Linked DNA regions of Mus musculus: region 2 is linked to region 1. A link is a contact called in ENCODE POLR2A ChIA-PET data. All regions are on one chromosome and are shown on one strand. Each heading gives the region's core, a stretch centred on a gene start or an enhancer-like site at or near the end of the contact. The rest is flanking DNA. Distances are from core to core; before and after follow the strand shown. Region 1 holds the start of Ccdc9b (coiled-coil domain containing 9B). Region 2 holds the start of Chst14 (carbohydrate sulfotransferase 14).

What was found. ChIA-PET counts read pairs that join two places held with the same protein, here RNA polymerase II (POLR2A).
Region 2: POLR2A ChIA-PET joins it to region 1 with 13 read pairs in Patski. The contact joins the promoter of Chst14 here to the promoter of Ccdc9b in region 1. POLR2A ChIA-PET finds 5 or more read pairs at or near these places in 2 of 5 experiments (Patski and embryonic stem cell).

What each region holds. Positions count from the first base shown.
Region 1 is chr2:118,758,826-118,764,932 of GRCm38, reverse strand. It overlaps Ccdc9b (coiled-coil domain containing 9B), which reads left to right and starts at 2,272. Exons shown (of 11, transcript NM_001001982.2): 1 at 2,272-2,427; 2 at 3,175-3,288; 3 at 3,537-3,644; 4 at 4,252-4,407; 5 at 4,484-4,612; 6 at 5,226-5,425; 7 at 5,677-5,732. The coding sequence starts at 2,281.
Region 2 is chr2:118,922,766-118,928,872 of GRCm38, reverse strand. Chst14 (carbohydrate sulfotransferase 14) reads right to left here and starts at 2,376. Exons shown (of 1, transcript NM_028117.3): 1 at 288-2,376. The coding sequence starts at 2,221. The coding sequence ends at 1,091. It overlaps Bahd1 (bromo adjacent homology domain containing 1), which reads right to left. Exons shown (of 7, transcript NM_001045523.1): 7 at 4,349-6,107.

The DNA of each region.
Region 1 (6,107 bases), core at 1,023-3,522:
AGCAAGGCCAGCACCCTGGCTTTTTGTATCGTCTGCAGTACAAACAGGTAAGGTAGCCTGCATGAGAGACAACACCTGTCAGGCTCATCAATAAAATAAAGCTTTTACCTCTGTGTAGTCTGACTGTTCTGATGGAGTTGGAAGGTGGGATTGAGCTAGACTTGGGAGATGATAGTGAGAAAGGGGGCTGAAGGAAACCCCACCCCCACTCCAATTGCCAGCCAAGCTTTTGGAATGCTTCTGCCCCCTAGTGGTGACTTGGAGAAAAAGACACCTGGTTTGGGAAATATCGAACTGGAAATTCTCAAGCCCCGCCCCCTCCCACAGCCCGGCATTTCCCCTCTTCCAGGGATCCGTCGAGACACACCTGCCTTCTTCAGCTTGTGTCCATCTATCTGAGTGGTCAGAAAGGCAGTTACAGCCTGTGCACAGGTACCCACAGTGACACAGTGTAGTGCTGGCTAATTCCATACTCATCCTGCAGGCAATGAGGCTTTACGGCATGGGGGCACTGGGCCAGGCAATGGGGGAAGCTCAGAGCACTTAGTATAGCAATCTGCCTCTGTCCGGTGGGAGAGCAGACTGGTAAACCGTGTTTTTGTGGGGTCTGCTCAAGGGCGTGAGAAGCTGTGAGTGACACTTGGAAACACGTGGCCGGCAGCTGGAGCTTCAGTCTTGTCTTTGGAGCTGTTCAGGGTACATGGTACTTCAGCCTGGTGGCTGGGAAACTTTTGTGTCTACATTCAGGATATCTTCCTGAAGCTCTTACAGGGGGCTGGGTCATCCTATCTGCAGGGTTGCCAGATGTCTACCTGTGCCTCCTGACCCCTCTGCTCTGACACTGGCTGGCAGTGGAAGCTGAGAAGGACAAAAACCTGGCCTCGTCTCTGTAGTCTGTTTACATCCCTCCTTTCTAAACCTGATCAAGGACTAAAATTACAAAGAGTGGGGGCTGCATTAGGTCTCTCTCCCTCTCGGACTGCGATCTGTGTAGCAGGGGCGGTTACAGTGGGAAGCTTGGGACTTCTGGAGGTTTCTGGGATAAGGCTGACCTCAGCAGTATTTGTGAGGCAGGGTGCAGAGAAGGTGGAGGAAGTGTGTGCTTGTACGTGTGTGTGTGTGTGTGTGTGTGTGTGTGTGTGTGTGTGTGTGTGTGTATGTGTGTGTAGACAAAAGCGGAGAGGGAGACAGAGAGAGAGAGAGATCTAGGAGCTCGGGTGCGTCACTGTTGCTGGGAAAGTAGACAAGAGTCTGACTCAGTGGGAACATCCGGCAGGAAGGGAGGAGGGTACACAGTGGCATTTGCAAGCAGGATGGGAACTCAGGAGCTGCAGAGATGGGGGTGTGGGGCCAGGGGCGAGAGCCTGGACAGCAAAGGGCCTTAGCATGGTGGCTAGAGACCGGGGTGGGGGTAGATTATGGTGAGGGGAAATATCTGAGGCCTGGTCAGTCAGGGACATAGGGGATGCCAGAGTTTGTGACACTCATGTCAAGGCCTGGAAGTCAGGACCACATAAGAACTGAAGCTGACCTAGGCACCCCTGGGCAGAGACTGGCCTCGGCTGTGTGAAGATACTTACTTGGGGAAGGAGTCTGTGTCCTTTCTTGGGATCTGAGAGTCTGCAAATGTTATCCTGGGAGTGTCAGGATGAAAGGGCTCTGTGAGAGGATCCCAAGGGAAGAGGGCTGCTAACTGTTCCCAGCTTCTGCTGGGTTAAGGACCCCATAGAAAGGCTCCTTTTAGCATGGTAGGGGTCTGGAGACCCAGAGAGTTAGGCCTCCAGGAGTGGCCATGCTTGGAGTACAGAGAAAAGCACATTCCAGCTCAGAAACCAAATGGGGGAGAGTGGCATTTTGGGTCTGTGGTGGTGTGAGATGGCCTTGGGGAGGAGGTTTCTCACTCTTATCTAACGACTTAAATGCGCTGACTGGACAGCCAGCAGGAAAGCAGAGAAACGCCCCGAGGGAGGGCCGTCAGCCATCGTGTGGAACCTGCATCTCTTGCCTTTTTCTCCTAGTGGGAGGGATGAAGACCCAGCTATCCCATTTGTGGGCACACACAGGCGGGCGGGTCTTACTGGGGCTCAGGATCACAGGTGAAAGTGGGCCCTTCGTGCCTAGATCTCCTGTGCGAGGACACTGAGGCAGGGCAGGGATATGTGCTAGACAAGACCAGCCGGCTGCTGGTGCCCCGGTCCTCGCCCTCTGCGAGTGGAAGGGTGGGGGTGGCGGCTAGGCGTTCCTGGCTGGGAGCCCAGAGCGCTCTTTTGTAATCACAACATGATCTCTTGTGCTGAGCAGCGAAGCAGAAGCCGGCAGGGAGAGGCCGACAGGGCCGGCTCTGGTGGCTCCAGCTTCCCTCCAGCTCTGGCTCCCGGGAGCTGTTTTGAAATTCTCTCAGCGCCTGGTATTTCCATGCATTTGGCCGTGAGTGGCACCTCCTCTTTGGCAGGGGGGCTTCTAGAGGATGGGAGGGAGCTAAGCTACGAAGCAGCCACATTCTGGGGACAGCTGGTGGCAGCTGGGCCTGGGAGAAAGAGAGCCACGAGGAGGCAGGTGGTGGGCCGGGCAAGGCGCTGAGCAAAACATAGACCCCACAGCCAGACAGAGAAGAACCGCAGATCTTGATGCAGAGGCATGGCTCGGCCCAGAGTTGCTCCCAGCTGGGCCTGCTGTTCTCCTGCCCCATCAGTCAGCAGCTCAGACCTGGAGGGCTCGCGGAGCCCGTGGGAGCTGCTCTCTCCTTCGGACTGGGCACAGGCTTAGGGAGTGGGGTCCGGTGCCTGGGAGGCCAGAACCAAGCTAAAGCCTGTCTCTGTGTGTGTGGTTCTAGATTTGGGAGGCAAAGTGTCCCCCCTCGACCTCCTGAATCCCCTGGCAGCTTCCCAGTCACGGCAGGTTCGGCTGCCAGAGCCATTTTTAACTCTCATTCCAGACTGTGCTCACAGCAGAACCCCCTGGGGAGCCAGGGGGAGGGGCAGCCTGCTGCTGGGAGCCGAGGCCCTGGGTATGAAACCCTGACCTGAGCCCTCAGTAGGCAAACTGGCAGACAGGCCTCACTGGGGTGGGGTTTGGCCCTCTGTAGACCATCTTCCTAAGAAACCTCTTTCACCCTGGGTGCTGTAGCTTGGGGCTAAAATCCGTTCCTTGTATTGGGTTCCATGCCTTCTACAGGGGCCCCACAAAGCCGAGTCCACAATGCGCCGGCATGAGGAAAAAGATGCCGAGCTGGACCGTAGGATAGTTGCCTTGCGCAAGAAGAACCAGGCCTTACTACGAAGGTACCAGGTGAGTGTGTTGTGTCGGCTGAGAGGACTCCTGTGGCTGGGGTCCCTGGCTACCTTCAAAAGGCTGTTTACACAGTGGGTTCTCTCTGAGGGCCTTAGCCCATGCCCCCATCAAAGTCTTGGGCACTGGTGATGTGGTGCCTCTGCCCCCTGGTGTCCCATTGGTGTTTTTCTGTGTAGGCCTGTCAGTGTCTGTGTGTCTGTGAGCCTGGGGGGCCATGGCCTTGCTGACTTCAGGCCCTCCCACAGGAGATCGAGGAAGATCGTCGGCAGGCGGAGCAGGGGGGCATGGCTGTGACCACTCCAGGGCTCCTCCAACCCGACAGCCTCACGGTCACCATCAGCCAGGTTCCCGGTGTAAGTCTCACCTTGGAGACAGGCAGGGTTGAGGCCTGGACCATGCCTGGGGTGTTAACACTATCCCATTTCTCCTAATTGCCTTTCTGGGTGTCTCCCAGCAACAACAGACCTCCCAAGCTATTGCCATCTTCTCCAAAGGGCCACAGATGAAAGGCTACCAAACAGAAACCTTTGAACAGACTTTCCCAGTCCTACAGCTCTGCATGTAAACCCTATGTGCAGAGCACAGCCTTCTCCTTACCCCAGACCCTGAGGCCGAAACCCTGCAGGAAGCAGAGGAGGGAGAAGTCTGGGCTGTAAGCAAAAGAATCAGTGTCTTAGAGATAAGGCCATATTGTCTGCATACTCTGGATTTTTTTTTTTTTTTTTGATTCAGAGATGACAAGCCCTTGTGGCATCTTGGATCCCTCTGTTGGCTCTGAGCTCTGAATAACTAATGCCATTGGCATGTGAACTCCTGAAGGGCCAAGCTTTGCCACGGGCATTCCAGGGAGGCCTAGGGCTGGAACCCAAACCTAGGGAACCCCTCCCCCCAGCACCCAGCACCCAGGTTCTGCTCAGGATGACCCATGTGGCCTGAGGACACAGGCATCTCGCTCTGCAGGAGAAGAGGGTGGTCAGCAGAAACTGGGCCAGGGCGCCCCTTTCACCTGGAGTGACTACCACACTGACAGATGATGAAGATGCTGCAGACGCACCGGGTACTTTCAGCATGGGGCACCGGGTGGAACTTGCTGTCACCATGGAAAACAAAGCCAAGGTGAGCAGTTGAGACTTCCAGACCTCAGGTCTCCCTCCCTTGGCTCAGCCATGATGCCCATCTATACCTTCTCCAGGCCAAAAGGATAGTAAGTGAGAAACCCACGACCCAAGCGCGGAGCCCAAGGGCAAAGGGGACATCTGGAGGAGGCCGGAGCTGGCGTGCACCCTTGCAGATGACTTCCAGCTCAGATTCAGCAGGGAAGGTACATCTTCAAGCAGGGGTAGGGACACAATCCCTATTTGGAGAAGGCAGAGAAACTAAGTAAGGTATGTCCCTTGCCTGGGCAAACCTGGCCTAGGCACCACCTGTGAGAATTCTTACCTTCTTCCCCTTCTCTGGCCAATATCCGCTTTGGGTGTGCCTTGCAGTAAGAAATAATTAAGCCAGATATATTATCCAGCCATAATATGATCGATGACTCGACTCTAAGGTGTCAGAGGGATGTGTAGGTGACTGGCTATGTGCCAGCTGTGACCTCTAGGTGGCAGCAGCCCCTTGTAATTGTTCTTGATTTTGCTCACCGCCTATGGGTGCCCCTCCTATCTAGGGCCGGTCTGGTCTATCCACACCAACAACTCTAAGAAAAGGGACGCCTCCTTTCACAGATAAGGACATAATACTCAGAGAGGTTAAATTACCTGTCTCAAACTGGAAGTGAACACGTGGATGCGTGCAAAAGGTCCACAGCAAGCACAGCATGCTGGAGACGAGACAGACCTAATTATGTACTGGGAAGTAGAGACCGTGAGAGAGGAGCTCCATTCAAATCTTCTCTCTACTTCTCCCCCATGATATTAAGTGTCTTCCCCTTGCAGGGTGTTCTGGAGCCCCGGAGTCCAGGCGTGGTCTCAAGTCCACCTCCCCAACAGTCCTTGGGGCTGTCCCCTGAGGCCAGCTGGGACTACACGCAGTGGAAACAAGAGAGAGAGCAGATTGACCTGGCCCGCCTTGCCCGGCACAGAAACCCACAGGGTGACTGGAGCCGCCCGTGGGACCTGGACAAAGCCAAGTCCATGTGGGTGGCATGGCTGAGCAGCTTGCTGTGACTGTGGGACTTGGGTAGGGCTAACTATGGGTGCCTCTTGGAGGGAAAAGACTTTTCGTCAGACCCTGGTCCCAGGGTTTTGTGCTCTGCCTCTTTCTTGGGACCACAACTCTGTGCTGCCCTGAGCTATGGGGTTAGAGGAGACAGTGTCTGGGTGGAGTCTGATGCAGCCTCTACCCACATTGCCACGAGTGACGTAATGCCCTTCTCTGTCTACACAGGCCACAGAACTGCCACAAGCCTAGGGACAGGGACCTGGCCATGGGCAGCAGGAAGGGTGAGCTGATCCCCACCTCATGCTCGTGTGCCTTGTTTGTTTTTGGAGAGTCTTAGCCCAGGCTGGCCCAGAACCCATGATCCTCTTGTCTTGTCTAGGATCCTACTACCCTGTCTCTTCATCAAAGATGAAAAGGGACACGGAAAAAAAGTCTGTCCTTCCTTCCCCTCCCACACTCTCTAGTGTTTTCTGAGCTACGGCTTGGGCTAGATTCAGTGGGAGCCGAACTAGGTCTTTCCAGATGTCATTCCTTGTGGGGTAAAAGTCCTGTCGGCCCTCCTGAGCTTGCTGTGGGAGGAGTCCTGTGACTTTCTGGTGATTCTTCATACACAGAGCCTAGGGGCCAACGAGCTGACCGAGTCATTTAGCTGGGCA
Region 2 (6,107 bases), core at 1,127-3,626, 160 kb before region 1:
GCCTCAAACGCACAGAGACTGTCTTGGATTAAAGGTGTGTACACTCTCTTCCCCTGGCTGGTGCCATTCTTGACAGGCCTTGCCTTTTAAATGGCATCTTAGAAACTGAGTCTGTGAGCATATTAGAATTCCCAGAGGACTTCATGGTGTGACAGGGGCCACTGGACCTGTTTAAGCAGGTTTAGTTACATTGTCTTGTTGCAAGCTTTCTCTTTTCACCTGGGAAAACGAGCATCTAGGAGTCTCCCAGCACCAGTGGGAACTGTGGGGAATTACAGAGTTGCTCATTTTGTATATGAAAAAGCTTTATTAAAAGTTAGCCCTTACAAGGATCCTATTAAAATATACACATTTTAAATAAATGCATTAGACAAGTGACAGCCAGATATATGGGCTGTACAGTCTCACATAGTCTCCAAAGGTTTGTAGGGAAGGGAGGCTTATTGAAGATGCTCCAGGAGCCCTAGGAAGAGGTCAGGCACAGGCGTCTTTGGATGCTTGAGGGGCTGGGCTTTAGAGCTTCGAGGTAAGGGCCCCACTTCCGTTTCTCTTTCCTTAGAAAAATGATTCAGACCTAGCAAGAGGAGGAAATGTAAAAGTCTGGAGTAGAATTGCACACATTTCATTTCTAAGGCACCACAGCTCACTCCAGTCCTGAGGTCCATGGGATGGGTGAATAGGGGGTCACAGCCATTGGTCCTAGGCATGATCATGTGCTTGGCTAGTGTCATATTTGGGATTTGGCCACAGGTTAAATTACAACAGACCAGGTGGACTGCATAGACCCAGCAGCCAGGGGGCTGAAGTCAGTCTTTCGATCAAACATATGGCTTTAATAACCACTGGTGCCCTGCAGACACGGATACCACAGGCCCCTAAGAGAGGCAGTTCACCAGTGAAAGCAGCAGGCCTCCTTTCTAGCTCTGTCCTCTGAGCCACTGTGGACAAGGACCTCCAAGGACAGTCCTTACCACTGAGATATGGAGACACCTAGAGAAACCAGGAAGCCACCCAGAGCCAGGAGTTTCTCTGAAAGACATCCCAAAGCTGATATCATTAAACCCAAACTCCAAAAGGTGCTGGCCTACTGTCATTGGTGACAGGCTTCCTTGGTGACATTGGGCAGTGGGTAAGCAAAGAGGGAGAAGTCCAGGATATACTTAGGTAGCACATCTTGAAGCAGGGCCCGTGGAACATTGCACAAGTGGTAATGCAGACTTTCTGGGCTGGCTGGCCGGTACCAGGCCTGGCGAGCTGGGAACCGGACATGGGGTGGGGCCCGCACCCACTCCAGCACCTGGTTGGCATCAGCCTCCAGCCTCTCATAGGAACCCACGAAGTCGTAGTGCACAGCACATGGTTGGCACAGGTGGTACACAGGCATCCAATGCTCATTCATATGTTCAGGATCCTCATCCACCAGGTATCTCAGGAACTCTGGGAAGGTGACATCGTCCCCTGCAGGGCTGGGGCCAGCTCCAGCCCTGTAGCGCCTGACAATTTCGGCCCCATATCGCTGCTGGTACTCTCGGATCTCTCCAAACTTGTTACGGTAAGCAGACAGGAGGCGTTCCAAGGGGTCTCGCACAAACAGGAACTTGAAGTAGTGCTGCAGACGGTAGCGAATCTCCTCAGGCCGCAGGTCTGCCAGAAACACCAAGTCACTGCGGTGGTCCATCTTGAGGCGGACATCCACGTTGTTCAGGATGCCAGCCAGCACCTTCAGCACACGTTTCCAGTTAGAGCAGGCCACTTTGGGGACATAGCAGTAGAGGAAGCGGTAGCGGTCACTTACGAGAATGTGGCGCAGCAGGGTGCGCCGCTGTCCCACCGGCAAGTCCCAGGGGTCCCGGGGCATGCCTGGTTGTCCGCACACGGCCCTCAAGGTCCGGTTTCGGATGTCCTCCCTCACTTGCAAGTCCGAGTCCCCAGCATCCAAGGATAGGCCTCTAGGCTTAGGATCTGTCCCGCTCCAGGCCGCGCCTTTGTGGCTGGGAGGGTGCAGGGGAAGGGGTTTCATCTCCGATAGGATGCCTCGCTCGATCATGAGCAGCAGTCCGCTGGAGGCCACGATTACAGCGAACATCAGCATGGACGGCAGCAGCAGGGGCGGCCCCCCGAGCCCAGCCCGGGCCCGGCCCAATGGGGCCCGCCTTGGCGTGCGGCCCAGGGTCTCCGCGCTTTTCGGGGCAGCCAGTGGGGTCAGAGGGCGGGGAAACATGGTGCTGCGGCCAGACCTCGCCGACCTCGAGGCTGCAGGGGAGGTGACTGCAGCAGGGGCTGGAGGTCTCGGGAGGGGAGGGATAGTGGGTGGCCAGCTCCCGGGGTGCAGGCAGGGACCAGGGCCGGATGTCCCGCCCGGCCGCTCTTCTCTCCCCGCCCCTCCCTGATACAGGCGCGAGGGCGGGCCCACGTTGTGGGGCGGGGAGAGGGGCGGGTGCCCGAGTCCTAGGAGCTAGTTGCGGGAGGCCGCAGGCGGACCCTAGCCCGGGAGAGAACTCATGAGCCTGGGCCACTCCAGACAAAATGAGACCTGGAAAGCAGGAGCTACTGAGATCCCGTGTCTCTTTAACACGTGTCCTCTTGGTGCTCCATTTAAGATTTGCACCCTCCATCCTGCTTTAAACTGCTCTGGAACCGCTGTCCCTCCAGCTGTGACCTGAATGCAGGACAACCCACCACTCAGTCGGTCTAGACATAAAGGAGATCTGTCCTGACCGGAAGCATGGTCCTTAGCCGCTTGTACCAGTCCCAGCCCAGGGCAGGGCCACTCTGTCAAGCTCTGGCTAATGTCTCCATGGTGACATTTTGCTTTAGTAATTCCTAGGGACTAGTGCTTATCTACTGAGCAATGCTGATCTGTCTGTAAAAGGAATCTCCCCTGCCAAGTCTGAAGCAGTAGGCTAACTGGGACACTCTGGTCGGAGGCTATGGACAAGTACCTCGGGACCACGTATGGCCAATATATACTTCAGGACAACCTACAAGTACAACGCAGCAACCACAGAAAGGCCTCTTTGCTTGGAGCCAAGATGTACCCAGTGGCAACAGATTGGTCAGAGTACTTTGAACAGCAGCATACAACTAGTCCCTAAGCACTACAGCTTGACTTCGTGTGGGGCCCCAACAAGGCTTAAGACAACAGAACTGGGGAACAAATCACGTTTTTTTGTTGTTGTTGTTGTTGTTTGTTTTTAACTATTTCCTATAGTCATCAGCCACTTGACAGTAGATTCTGTGGCTGTTCACATTGTATGGACTCTGGGGTAGCTGTGACTGAAGGTTTTGTTGTTGTTGTTGTTTAGGTATGGGTTTCACTGGCTAGCCAAGGCTGACTTTCAGACCCAATTCCTAGTCATGACAGCACATTAGATGGGAGGACGAAGAATTGACTTTGGTACAGGTTATGCCCAGAGGATGATGAAAGGACTGGGTGGGAATGGTGAGACTATGAAGCTGATTAGGCAGATGAGGGGGTCTGAGGGATAAAGTGACGTGTGTGTGTGTGTGTGTGTGTGTGTGTGTGTTGTTGTTGTTCAGAGAGCCACACAGAAAACATGGGGTAAATGTCTGAACTGGGAGGTTCAGTGGCTTTAAAGTTGGATGCTGGGTGCATCTCAGGCCACTTCTGACCCTTCACTACACTGCTGTCCCTTTCTAGGCAGTGTATAGATTTCTGGTGGTGGGATTGCCTGCTCCATTTGTCTGTAAAGTGACACCTCTTAGAACTCTCGTGGGCAGCACACTGATGGCTGTCCATACCATGGGATAGCCTACCCATGTCATGGGGATGAAAGCTCTGATCTCATCACCACTTTTCTTCCACCATAGATTTGGACTTAGCTAGCAGGTGGGGGGGACCTCAGCATCCCAGAATGAGAGGGCTCTAAAGAGGTCAATGTTAGTCCACCAGTCAAATCCTGAAACTGATGCAGTCCTATCCCACACCACAAACGGAGTGCCAGCTACAAGAAACTAAGAAGTTTCTACCCAGCCCCAAGGTTACGATAGAGTTGTCTTCATGCATCTAGATTAACTGCCTTCCACTTAGCACACTGGCCAAGCTAGTGCTGGCAACCCAAGAATTTCACAAACCCAGAAGGCAGCTGTGGCTACCTTGATGTTAACTTCAAGCTCCCATTTCCTGTCTCTTTTCACTTGCTTTTTTTCTGGCTTTGCACCTTCATCAGCCTTAATAAGCACTTCTGCTGCAAGGAGTAATTAACCAGGACTCCTGACACAAGACCAGTGAGCCCCTCCATATTTACACACTAAAATCCAAACCAAATCCCCAAAATAGAAGCACAAAGCCAAACTCAAAACAAAACACACAGAAAATAACTCTTTTCTAAATCAATACAATTTCTCAAATTTATTTATTTTTCTTAAAGAAGTACTTCTAATCTCTGTCAAAAGGGAGGTTAGGAAAGGTACCCCCTCCCTTGTAAACACTGAAATACAGATCTGGGAAACCAGGATCGACACACACAAAAAGTGCATTTTACAAAATATCAACTAAAATATATTTTACATGGATTATACTTCCATTGAAATTCTACCAGCTGCATTTTCATGTTCGAAAAAATATTTCCACATCTAAAGAGATTCCAAAAGCATTTAACATCTGGGCAGCAGCCCCCCTGCCTCCTAGGAGGGCCTGATCTCCTCTCCTGTGGGTGAGGCTGGGCTCCTTGGTAGCACCCTAGAACGAGCAGGCTCCAAAGGGGTCCATCTCCACTCTTGACAACTTGTTTCTTATGCCTTGCTCTTTCAAACTGATGACTTCCTCCAAAGAGCTTATTCCATGTGAAGTCTTCCCTTTGGGTTTGGGATAGGGCTTCCAAAACAACAACAAAAAATTAACCTGTGAAGCCTTCAGGCCTACCCAGCCCAATTACCCATCAGGAACAGTTTATCTTCCACGGATCAGGGCCTGGACCTGGGGTTGCCGGGTCTTTGCCTTCAGGGTTCACTTCCACCTCCCAATGCAGCCTGTGTCAGACTATCCTCACCCCAGTGCCGTGTCCCCAGACTGCTGGACCCGTGTCTCCCCTCTCTAGGGAGGACCTAGTGCCATCTTCCACAGTGTATACCCCCCTCCCCCGAACATGCCTGGATGGCAAGTGGCCAGCGCTGGGCCCCAGGCACACCACACTTCCCTGCACTGCACCCTCCCTGAGCCCATGCTCCTCTTTGGTACAAACAAGGTACAAGTGACCAGGCTTCAGCCCCTCAGCCCAGGCCAGCAGGGGACTGAGCCTTCTGATCAATCACTGGTGGGGAGCGTGAGGCTAGAACAATCTCTGGGCAACAGGAATGAACTGAAAATGCAGGGCCGAGCCCCCAGAGGAAGTGGCTGCAGCTCAGGTCGGTGGACTGATACAGTGTTGATTCTCACTGGGATGGAAATTAGTGCAATCTACGAAAGACTAGGGTAAGGGGTGGCAGGGCAAGAGGAGCCACAACTCTCCTTTGGTTTGATTTCAGGTGGGTGTGGCTTGAAGAGTCACGTGTGAAGTTCTGCAAGAGGTTTCCCAGAACCTCCAAGAATAAGGCAAGAGGAAAAATCTTCAGCGAATCAGGTAGCAATTTTCCTTGTCCCCTGCCCCCACCCTCTCTCCCAGACATGATAAACTCCATGTTGACCAGTATTCTGGGAAGCCAGACCTGCTGGGTGACCCTTAATGGCAAGCTGACATGAGGCTGACACCCATGGGTGGGCAGGGTCAACTTGTGCCAGCACCAGTGGCTACTGCAGCGGTAAAGGAAGAAAGCCAGGGATAAGCCTCGAGTCCAGGAAGAGGAAGTCAAAGCTCGGCTCTCTTATTCACCGGAACAAGCCAGAGCTGTGCTAGAATCTGCAGAGCCTGGTCCCAGGCTGACAGGGAAGCAGCGGGTCACAGTGGGTGAGGTAAAGCTGGCTCCTGCTCCCCTTGGAAGGCCTTGGGGAGGCTAGAAAAGGGCCTGGTAGGCCTGGTTCTGGAAGGACCTTACCCCTTCTACTTGTCCCTGCCCTTCCTTGGCCAGGTCCCTCAGGCCTGGCCCAACCTCAGGGAAGACGGAATCTTCAGGAGTCTCCACCCTGGGGTGCAGAGATGGGCACCCCA